Linked DNA regions of Homo sapiens: region 1 is linked to region 2. A link is a contact called in ENCODE Hi-C data. All regions are on one chromosome and are shown on one strand. Each heading gives the region's core, a stretch centred on a gene start or an enhancer-like site at or near the end of the contact. The rest is flanking DNA. Distances are from core to core; before and after follow the strand shown.

The links. Hi-C counts contacts between places; a loop is a spot of excess contacts on that map.
Region 1: a loop to region 2 is called in a map of endothelial cell of umbilical vein, with 2.3 times the contacts of the local background. The contact joins the promoter of DEPDC1-AS1 here to the enhancer-like site in region 2. A Hi-C loop is called at or near these places in 1 of 168 maps with a recorded cell type or tissue (endothelial cell of umbilical vein).

The regions. Positions count from the first base shown.
Region 1 is chr1:68,493,220-68,498,248 of GRCh38, forward strand. DEPDC1-AS1 (DEPDC1 antisense RNA 1) reads left to right here and starts at 3,457. Exons shown (of 3, transcript NR_110671.1): 1 at 3,457-3,552. DEPDC1 (DEP domain containing 1) reads right to left here and starts at 3,863. Exons shown (of 12, transcript NM_001114120.3): 1 at 3,733-3,863; 2 at 1,211-1,476. The coding sequence starts at 3,780. RefSeq lists enhancers at 3,544-3,593, 3,704-3,763.
Region 2 is chr1:67,887,404-67,892,395 of GRCh38, forward strand. The region is part of intron 1 of GNG12-AS1 (GNG12, DIRAS3 and WLS antisense RNA 1); the gene reads left to right. Among named protein-coding and RNA genes, the nearest start is that of GNG12, 56 kb to the left of the region's middle. Within about 2 kb of position 2,693, at least 3 of the 41 ENCODE cell types and tissues checked have a DNase peak (open chromatin) inside an H3K27ac peak, as active enhancers do; they include endothelial cell of umbilical vein, where a contact is called at or near this core.

The sequences.
Region 1 (5,029 bases), core at 2,207-4,706, 610 kb after region 2:
GTTATTGTAGTTTACTTGTATGACATAAATCATTTTTGGTACATAGGAAACAATAAATTCTTAGACATTTCATTTGAAAAGTACCTAATGTTGTAGGAAAAAAAAAGCATGGGCATTAGATTCCACAGGCCTAGTTTAATGGATACATAACAAAGAACCGTAGGTCATAAGAGAAAAAGCAATTATGCTGACCTGTGGGAATCAGAAAAGCTCCACAGAAGAGGCTATAAAGGAGCTGAGATTAAAAGAAATGTATAAGTTTACTAGCCTGACAAATGTGTACAGTGTCTCACGGTGGAAAAACATTTCAGGCAGACAGAACAAGATTTGTTGAAGCATGGTCTCAGTTTCCCCATCTGTTAAAAGGGGTTAATACCTACCCTGCTTGGCTACTATAGCAATTAAGTAAGAACACATATGTAAATCATCAAACAGAGTTTCTGTTATATCTTAACTGCTTAATAAATATTCTCTTTAACCTGTGGTATATTTCTTCTGTTATCATTGTTATTTTTTGAGATAGTCTTGCTCTGTCGCCCAAGCTGGAGTGCAGTGGTGCAATCTCAGCTCACTGCAACCTCCACCTCCCAGGCTCAAGCAGTTCTCGTGCCTCAGTCTCAGGTGTGTGCTACTACACCCAACTCATTTTTTGTATTTTTAGTAGAGACGGGGTTTCACCATGTTAGCCAGGCTGGTCTCAAACTCCTAGCTTCAAGTTGATCCGCCCACCTCAGCCTCCCAAAGTGCTGGGATTACAGGCATGAGCCACTTTACCTGGTCCTGTTATTTGTCTGTTATTTATTATGTAAGATTTGCTATTATCCTATTACATGTATTCTTAAATTAAATTATATGTTTGAAGGGAAGGATCTGTGAACTTATAATCTAGAAACTATGCAACTAAAGGTCAGTAATATGTCCTTAAAATGTTATAAAGTGTTCAGAATATGCGGAAGTGATAATACATCAGTATTTCCCTTCCAATTCCCTACTTTATTATATATGCTAACACTTAAAAACTTTAAATTTTGTAGCAATTAACTTTCACATTACAATTTTTCTAAATGATTTTAGTTGAACTAACAGCATTAATAGTTTTCCAAAGAAATAAAACTTCTTTGAAGAAGCTGCTGTTATAGTAAAAGTATAATATAAGTAGAGATAAAACTTTACAGTAATTCAGTTTTACAGTTACATATCTGTTCATTACCTGAAGAGCTGGTTGTTATCATCAACATTTTCTGATCCCCACCTCCCTTTGATATCTTCAATTACATGATTCTTAAGAAATTTCCTCAACAGTTGGATAGTCTGTTGCCTTGTAACTTCAGGACCAAAATTGCTATTATTTCTTAATAGGTCATAAAGCCAATCCACTGCTTCTCCTGCTGTGAAACAATTGCCATATTTTTTAAAGTGTTGTCTGTGTTTTCTTAGAGGCATTCCTGCTCGAAAAGATGTGGTAACTTCATTCCACTGTAAAAAGAAGGAAAATATTTTTAAAAAATTGAAGAAAAATTAAATCTCATATTGATTTGAAGTACATTAGGTAAAGAAAATTCTTTAATTCACATCTGATTATATCATAAAAATTCTTGAAGAATCATTCATCTTATTTGTGCCATATAAAATTTTATATCTGGCCGGGCACGGTGGCTCATGCCTGTAATCCCAGCACTTTGGGAGGCCGATGCGGGTGGATCACCGGAGGTCGGGAGTTCGAGACCAGCCTGACCAATATGGAGAAACTCCGTCTCTACTAAAAATACAAAATTAGCTGGGCATAGTGGTGCATGCCTATAATCCCAGCTACTCAGGAGGCTGAGTCAGGAGAATCACTTGAACCTGGGAGGCGGAGGTTGCGGTGAGCTGAGATTGCACCATTGCACTCTAGCCTTGGCAACAAGAGCAAAACTCAGTCTCAAAAAAAAAAAAATTATATCTTACACTGCTTTCTTTTTATTAATTCTAGTGCTGTAGTAATATTTTTATGTAATAGCTTTTTTATTAGAAGAACTTCATTGGCTGATCTAAGATCCTTATTTAAGATCCTGAGCTTATTTAAGAAATCTGGAAATAAGGAAGAACTACAATCAATAGAGAAAACATTCATCCCTGTTTTTTACCTCAATTAATATTAATGTTGGTAGCACTGTGCTTCACATTCATTATTTCACTTTAATTACCCCAATTCTATGAATAGGTACTATTAATTTCTCATTTTTCACATAAGGAAAATAAAGCAGAGAGATTAATAAAATGACCAAGGTCACACAGCTAAGTGATGAACCTAGGCATTCAAACCCAGGTGTGATTGACTCTAGAAACTGATATTGAGCTGCTCACTCTGTACTGGCCTGAGGACACAGTAATAAAAATGACAGAAAGGGACTCTGTACTAAGGGAGATTACAGAACGGCTTTCCTGAGATGCAGTACAGGGTAGTGGCTTTAAGAACAGGCTCTGGAGTTAGACTAGTAGGGCTGGTTTCCCAGCTCTAGCTCTGCCACTATTGTTTATGACTTTTTGGGCCTATCTTCAATCTCTATGCCTCAATCTCCTTAACCACAAAACAGGGACAAAAGGACCTAACGAATGGGCTTATTGGAATGATAAAATGATGTAATATATGTGAAGTACTAGTAAGCATTCAGTGCATGTTTTCTTTTTCAGCGTGCTTATACTACTTTCATCTAATGGGTTTTAAATAATGTGGCAGGACTACTGATTGAGGTTCCTTCCTGTCCTAAATTCTATCCTTCATATTGGTAAATATAGCCAATAACTTACTAAGTAGCAGAATCCATGTAAGATCGCCATACCAGGAAGATCTGAATTCTAGCTCTGCCACTTGCTGTTGATGTGACTCTAGAGGGCATTTAACGTCTGTGAGCCTCAGTGTGCACCTGATAAAGTAGGGCTAATAATACATGCTCGTCTGAAGGGCATTCCTAAGAGGAAAATGCTTGTTATTCTGCAGATCACAACACACTTTAAAAAACAGCATCCTCCTGGGAAACCCCTTAAGGCAAGCATGTATTAGTAACCTTTACCAATGTGGAAACAGGCTCACAGAAGGTAGGGGACTCACCTAACGTCACATAACCAGCACCACAGTATCCTATAGAACCGAAGACCCAACTGCACAAAACGCGTTAGGAGTGCTGTACGTGCAATTCAGGGACCACCAGCAGTGGTTACTGATGGGTACTCAGAAATACCGTTTTGAAACAGGCAGCTGTTATCCTAGTGCTATTCGGCCGATACATCCTGCGTTAAATTCTATGGGTTCAATAAACAAAATTGCCACATTCGGGCTTGCCCCCCACCTAACCCTACAAAGCTTTGGACCTCATTCCCAATTGTTCCCTAATTCTGAGGCGGGTAGAAAATCAGGCGAGGTGAGCGGCCAAATCGGAATATTCTAAGACGCCCCCACGGGACGCCGGCCACACCAGGCACAGGAGTCGCTCCTCATAGCGAGTCTGGTGCGGCCTACGCGCGGCGCTTCCTTTCGGACCTGAGGCCCAGACCCTCAAAATAGAGGGAGCGGTGAGTCTGGCAAGGGTTGCATACCCGCTACTTCTCCTCGCCAGCCTTTTCACTGAACCTAGGGATCCTGGGACTCATCCCTCCGACCGAGGTAAAACTGCGAACGGTCGAGGTAAAACTGCGAACAGTGGTGACTGCCGTCAGCCCGCTGACCGGTCCCGTCTATCCGAGCTGTCTTACCAGCTTGGTGGCCCGATAAGGCCCGGGAGGCACACCCTGACTCTCCATAGGTCTGTCAGCGCCCGGTGGCGTCCATGGCGGCGAAGGCGACACTCAGGCCCAGCGGCCGCGGCAGTGGCGAGTCTCGGCACAACCGTTGGCCCCGCCGCCGATTTGAATAGCATAGAGGGCTGCGCGGATTGGCCGCGCCGCGGGTCACGTGACGCCACAGCCAGGCTCGGGAAGGAGTCGGCGAGGGCCGCTCGGCTGCGTCCTGGGGCTCCAGTAGCTGGCGCGGGCTGGGGTGGGCTGGGCTGGCCTGGGACCGCCTCGATGGGACAGGCTCGGGTTTCCCTGGCGCTGTTTCTCCCTCCTGCGGTCTACGGCGAGGCGGAGTCACAGAGTCCTGTTTTCGTGCTCAGAGGGGATGAGCTCTTTAGTTCCAAACGAAATTATTTGGAGTCCAGCCTTTGGTTTAAGGGAATTTGAAATTTGAAAAGACAAGAAAATACGGTTTTTCTGCCTGGCCCTACAGGATCTTCAGCAGTTAGCTTAGAAGGCAAAGCAACCTGATGGATATGTGTCGCAGTTTCTCTCTCTGCTGCCTATCCTCTCTCTCAGCAGGTGCCATGATTCTCTGAAGTGCTAAAATCTAGGTTCAGAACCCCCTAATTGTGCAGTAAAATGGATCATTCAGAACCCCCCAGTTGGGTAATAAAATGGATTATAGGTAGTCTTTCTTAAGTACATACAATGTGGGGCTTGGGAAAGGTTGTGTACAACTTGTCAAATTGCTTCCCTTAAACTCTACCACTGTATAAGAATGTTGGTTATGTTTGGATCGTGATTATACACTTAAAATTTCACTAGGATCTTAGAAAATAAATCTTCAACAGAAGTCAATTTTCAAATGACAAAAACTACATTCCGAGAGTTGAAGAGACTTACTCAGTCTTAGGTCTCCTTGGCAAAGCACAGACTTCATGCTTTTAATAAATACCCTGTCACCAGTCTGAAACTATCTGATGCTAAGAATCCCTTAGTAAAGTGGGAGATTGCTTGAGTGATTTGAAGCTGTGGAAGAATTCACTTGGAAATTAAATAGCAGTTTAAGAGGATAGGATGCAGTAAAAAGAAGAGATAAAGAAAAATGTTCAGGGAGTGGTAGTGTAGGTCTGTGGAGTTTTCCTTAATTTGGGCAGAAGCACATCTATTTTCTACCAGGACCAGTGGGTAGGAATTTTCAAAAACATACTTGGTAAACAGGAACAATCTACTCAATTTTCCACTTATGTTAAGGAAAAGTAAAATGATTGAT
Region 2 (4,992 bases), core at 1,443-3,942:
CTAGCAGTTTGCTAGAGAGAGTTTCCTAAGGCATGAATCTCCAGTGCTCCAAACCGCTTAGAGAATCAAACTCTTCAAAGGGACTTCTCAAGGTAAACCCTATATGGAGTATTTTCCAGAATACATTAATATTCTGGGATATTAGTAAAGTATTAACAATTATCACATGAGGAAAGGCTTTTGTGGTCATATATGGCTGAGAAAGACTTGGTTAAACAATATTAAATGGGTTTATTTGAAGGCAACTTAATTAATGAACATCTATTTTGGTCAGAGGCTGCAAGTTGTCTTCTGATAGAAGTTTACAGTGTGTTTAAAAACCCAAGGGATCATTTAGTTCAGAGCCAAGTTTCTCAACTTTAACTACATTTTGGAATAGCCAGGGAGCATTAAAAAAAAATGCGGAAATTCAAGTCTGTTAGCTTCAGGGACTGTATTTAATAGGTCTATGGTGTGGTTTGGGTATGGGAATTTTAAAAGTTTCCCTGATGATGCCAATGTGCAACCCAGGTGAAGAACCGCTGATTAGCTTCATGGCTTCATTTAGTAGACAGGGAACACAAGCCAGTTTGGGAAATAGCTGGGACCAGATAGAGATGTTTGGAACCCTAGGCCTGGCCTTTCCCTCTATACTGTGCTGCCTTCCTACAACACTTCGTTAATTTGTAGGTTTCAACCTGGAACACACATTACAGGCATTGGCTTTGGCATATATCAGATGCTACCTTGTATTGCTTGTTGGTTCTAAAGGGTCTCAGTTTTCTTTTCTGTAAAAGGGGCCTAATACCCCCTTTTCCTCGTGTCATCGTTATTCTTTGAATTGAATGAGCGAATGCATATGAAAGTTCTGAAAAATGTACATTATGCACATGGAAATTAGAGTGGGCAGATAAGGTCAGGTGACCCAGTGCCAACACAGTGCTCCATTCATAAATGGGTTTGGGAGATGTTTATTGACAGTAATTGCTTGTGGGAATAAGAAGCAGCTGCTCTTACAGAACAACTTCCTCACAAATACACCTGGAATTCCTCACATCCCAGCAAGCTGTCAACATCACCTCCCTCAGGGAACTCTTGATTAAGGTTACCATATTTTCAGCTCCAGGCATTCAGAAAATAAATTCTACATAATTAAAATGCACATGCATATGCATGAACGTGTATATAATTTTGCATGCTGTGTTGAATAGTCTCCAACTTAATAAAGTAGTACACCCTGTGGTTGTCATCCTGCGGGTGTCTCTTTCCCTGGGCTATCCCCTAATACAGAGGACAATTGTTCAGGGACCAGAGAGACTTAACTAATGGAAGGAGCTGAAAGAAGCTGCAGGCAAAGGAAGAGGCATCCAGGGACTGGAATGGGAGGCCTCTCTCCTGCTGACAGCAAAGCAGCATTGTGGCTTTCCCAGAGCATCGGGCAATGCTTTCCTGAAGAGGCTTTGGAAGCATTTAGGGCTCTGTAGGAATCTGGAAATCCAGCCTGCTCTGTGCTTGGGAGACCACCCCCTCCTTAGCCACAGAAGGAATTCAGAGCAGCCTGAAAGCGGCATAAATGCCTCCACGGACTTTCCCTTCAGTGGTAGGAAGGAAACAATCTCACTAACAACCCAGGCAGTCTGTGTCATTTGTAATTAATTCAAAGTATGTATGTGGTAGGTCCTGGAGACACACAGTGGGTGTTCAGACCCTACCCCTGTACTTGTGGAGAATGCAGTTGTATGGAGGATACTGACAAAAAGTCAATGGAAAAATCAAAGAATGACATTTTGTCATGTTAGGAAGGAAGCAGACGAGGGGCCGGCAAGGGTGGGGTGGGAGGGCATTTGCTTTAGTGATGATGGTCAGAGGGAGACCAATGTGGCTGGAGAGTGAGGAGGAACCTGGCAGAAAAGCAGATGAGACCTGGGCAGAGAGCAGATTATGCCAGTGTGTGTGGGTATGCTGCATCTATTAGACAGCCATGTCCACTTCGTGGGTGATAATCAAGGGCGATATTTAAAATAGTCAACACCTGGCAGGGGTGGACCTGGTTTTGCTTAAACATTTTGGGGAGAGGGCCTTTAAAAAAAGAAATTTTCAAGTGTCTTCTCAATGACTTTTTGTTTTTAAAACAAAACAAAACTGATACGGCCTTATAAACATATGGCTAGGATCTTTGAAAGGTGTTTTGCATATGGAGGCCCTGAAACTTAGGCTTCATCAGATTCACAGTAAATCCACCTTTGAAAATCATTCAGAGCAGATGCCAGCAGTAAGCACTGGTACAGCTGTCCTGAGGCATCCCAGCTAAATGTCAGATGCAGATGCAGAGGTTCTTTCAGGGCTAAGAAGAAAACCTTGAAAAGAGTGGGGAAGGGGTGTTAGGGATATTTGCATGTGAGTGGGGGTAATGATGCCCTCTGAATCTAAGCTGCAAAGTTATAGAAGTTATAATATATATAATAGTAATATATTATAATATATAATAACAATGTATGCAGACAGAGGAAAATAATGGAGGAGTCAGTGGGTTAGAGATCTTATAGAAGTCCTAGAATTGTACTAGTGGGGTGCCAGAGAAAGTGAGCTAAAATGACAATGAAAATGAGTCCTTGGAATCTAGAGGTTAGAAGTGGCCCATTTTCTGGTGATGGCAAAGGGCAGGAAATGACCATGCAGTGGGTGGCTGGAGTAGTGTGGAGGAAATGTCAGTGAAATTGAGGGTTGGAGTGTGGGATGACTCACCCATGTGGAACTTTCAGCTACAAATGATGTCATGAGTTGGGTAGAGAGGAAGACAATGAGAATTTTTTTTAAAATTAAACTTGAGAACTCTTTATTATGTAAGAAACAGCTATAACTCTCATTTTCTTGGTTGCTAGGTGTGCTGTCCAGGATCTGGAAAGAAAAGTGCACACAACATCTAAATTTTTCTCCCAGTGGGAGATTCTACTGCTGGTATTAGAATCACAGGCAGACATTACTGCACTTGTTTGGGCTTGGCTGAATCTCTGATCAGTTACATAGTTATATATGTCTGCATTTTCCCTTTCCTTGCTGGAGGTAAATGCCTTTTGAATGGTCATAGTCTCTATAGAGAAGTGTGTTATTAAAAAGGAAAAAAAACAGCAACAGATATTTTATGATATATAATGGTTTTTGTTTTGCAAAAGCCTTTCACATTTATCTCATTTGATCCTCAGAACAAACCCATAAAACAGTGAGCATTTTCCCATACAAGACAGAAAGAAACAGTCTCAAGTTAAGCAAACCACAGAGCTTACACATGTTATAGAAACCAGAGCTGAGGCTTGAATCCAGGTATTCTGCCTCCCTATCCAGTTCTCTTTCCACCAAAGCATGGCCCCATATCTTTGTGGTAATGTTGCCATCTCAGCTGCTTCTACCAAATTGTTTGTTCCTAATGTTGCAAGCCTGTTGGTCTCAGAGAAAAGGGGCAAATGAGAGAATCCTGGGCCTGAGCCTTCAGACCCATGAGATATTTGCTTCCTCCAGGCTGGAGTTTGCTTGCTAAATGAACTGTGCTGGTTGTAAAGATCATGAAGCCAACTGAAAAAGATTTATAAGCTGTCTAGGTGATCATCCTTAATGGGAATACATAGGAGTGTGGGAAATCTCTAATTTACCACCTTGATTTGTGAGGGTGTGTACACTGGCATGGATACGTGTGTAACCCAGGCAGCCTGCTACACCAGTTTCCAAGCTGGCTTGCTTCAGTGCATTCACACACATAAATCCTGTCATTGGGAATATCCTTCCTGGCATCATTGCATGTCTCATTCAATCTCATGTCCCAGCTTAAATACTCAACTCTTTGGACCACTCTTGATTTTCCTAGATAAATGTAAAGTTTTCCTCCTCTGAACTCTCTGTCACCCTCCTGGGACCTCACTTATGGTACTTTTCATCTTGAATTAGTGGGAGTTGAAAAACAACCAGTCTTTCGTACTCTATTGTAAATGTAATACCTTAAGGCCAGGGAACATGTGTCATTCATATTTGTGTATCTGCCAGAGTTACCTTGCACCCTGATGTAAAGGAGCTTTGTTTGCAGTCTGCAATGAGGGACTGCTCATCGGGCCCCCAGTCTGCACAGCAAATCTTGATTCGAGGCATCCAGAAGAGTTGACTGGGGGTGTCTGGAGCTCATGAGAGAAAGAAGGCTGAATTGTGGTCCTAGAGAGGGAAGGTAAAGTCACGGAGCGAATGAGATCACCCCAGGAAACTGTGAGAACTAGTAAGAAGTGATGCAGCCCGAGGACTGAACCTTAGGCAAACACATAAAGGGAGAAAAGTAAAAGAGGAGCCTCTGGGAAGGAATCACTGGGATTCAGGATAAAGTGAAGTCATAGGAGCCAGGAAGGAATGGTGAACAGTGGAAACATTCAGAGAGATAAAATAAGATGTTTAAAAGTGTCCGTTGGATTGAATGACAGAGAGGACATGATGTTCTTTGCCATGATAGCTTCTGTGAGGTGGTGGCTAAGGTGATCAGATGTCCTCCATTGCTTGGGACTGAGGGGGTTTCCAGGATGTGGGACTTGCAGTGCTAAAACCAAAAAAATTCTGGGCAAACTGTGATAAGTTGGTTACTGTAAGTGAGAAAAATAAAAATCAAACTCCAGGGCTGAAGAGCGAGTGTGAGGGAAGAAGCAGCAACTGAAGTGAAGAGCAGTTTTTGGTTCACAGCAAAATTGAGCAGAAAGTGCAGAGTTCCCATAGACCCCTGACCCTGCACACACACAGCCTCCTGCCACTATCCACATCCCACACCAGAGTGGACATTTGTTCCAATCAGTGAACCTGCACTGACACATCACTATCACCCAAAGTCCATAGTTTACATTAGGGTTCACTCTTGATGTTGTATGCTATATGAGTTTTGACAAAGTACAATGTAGTTTAGAATGTCAGTATGGGAGGAAATTATTAGGTGTAAACAGATTGGAAGGGAAAAGAGACACGGATGCATGAAACTGCATTTGCCTGTAT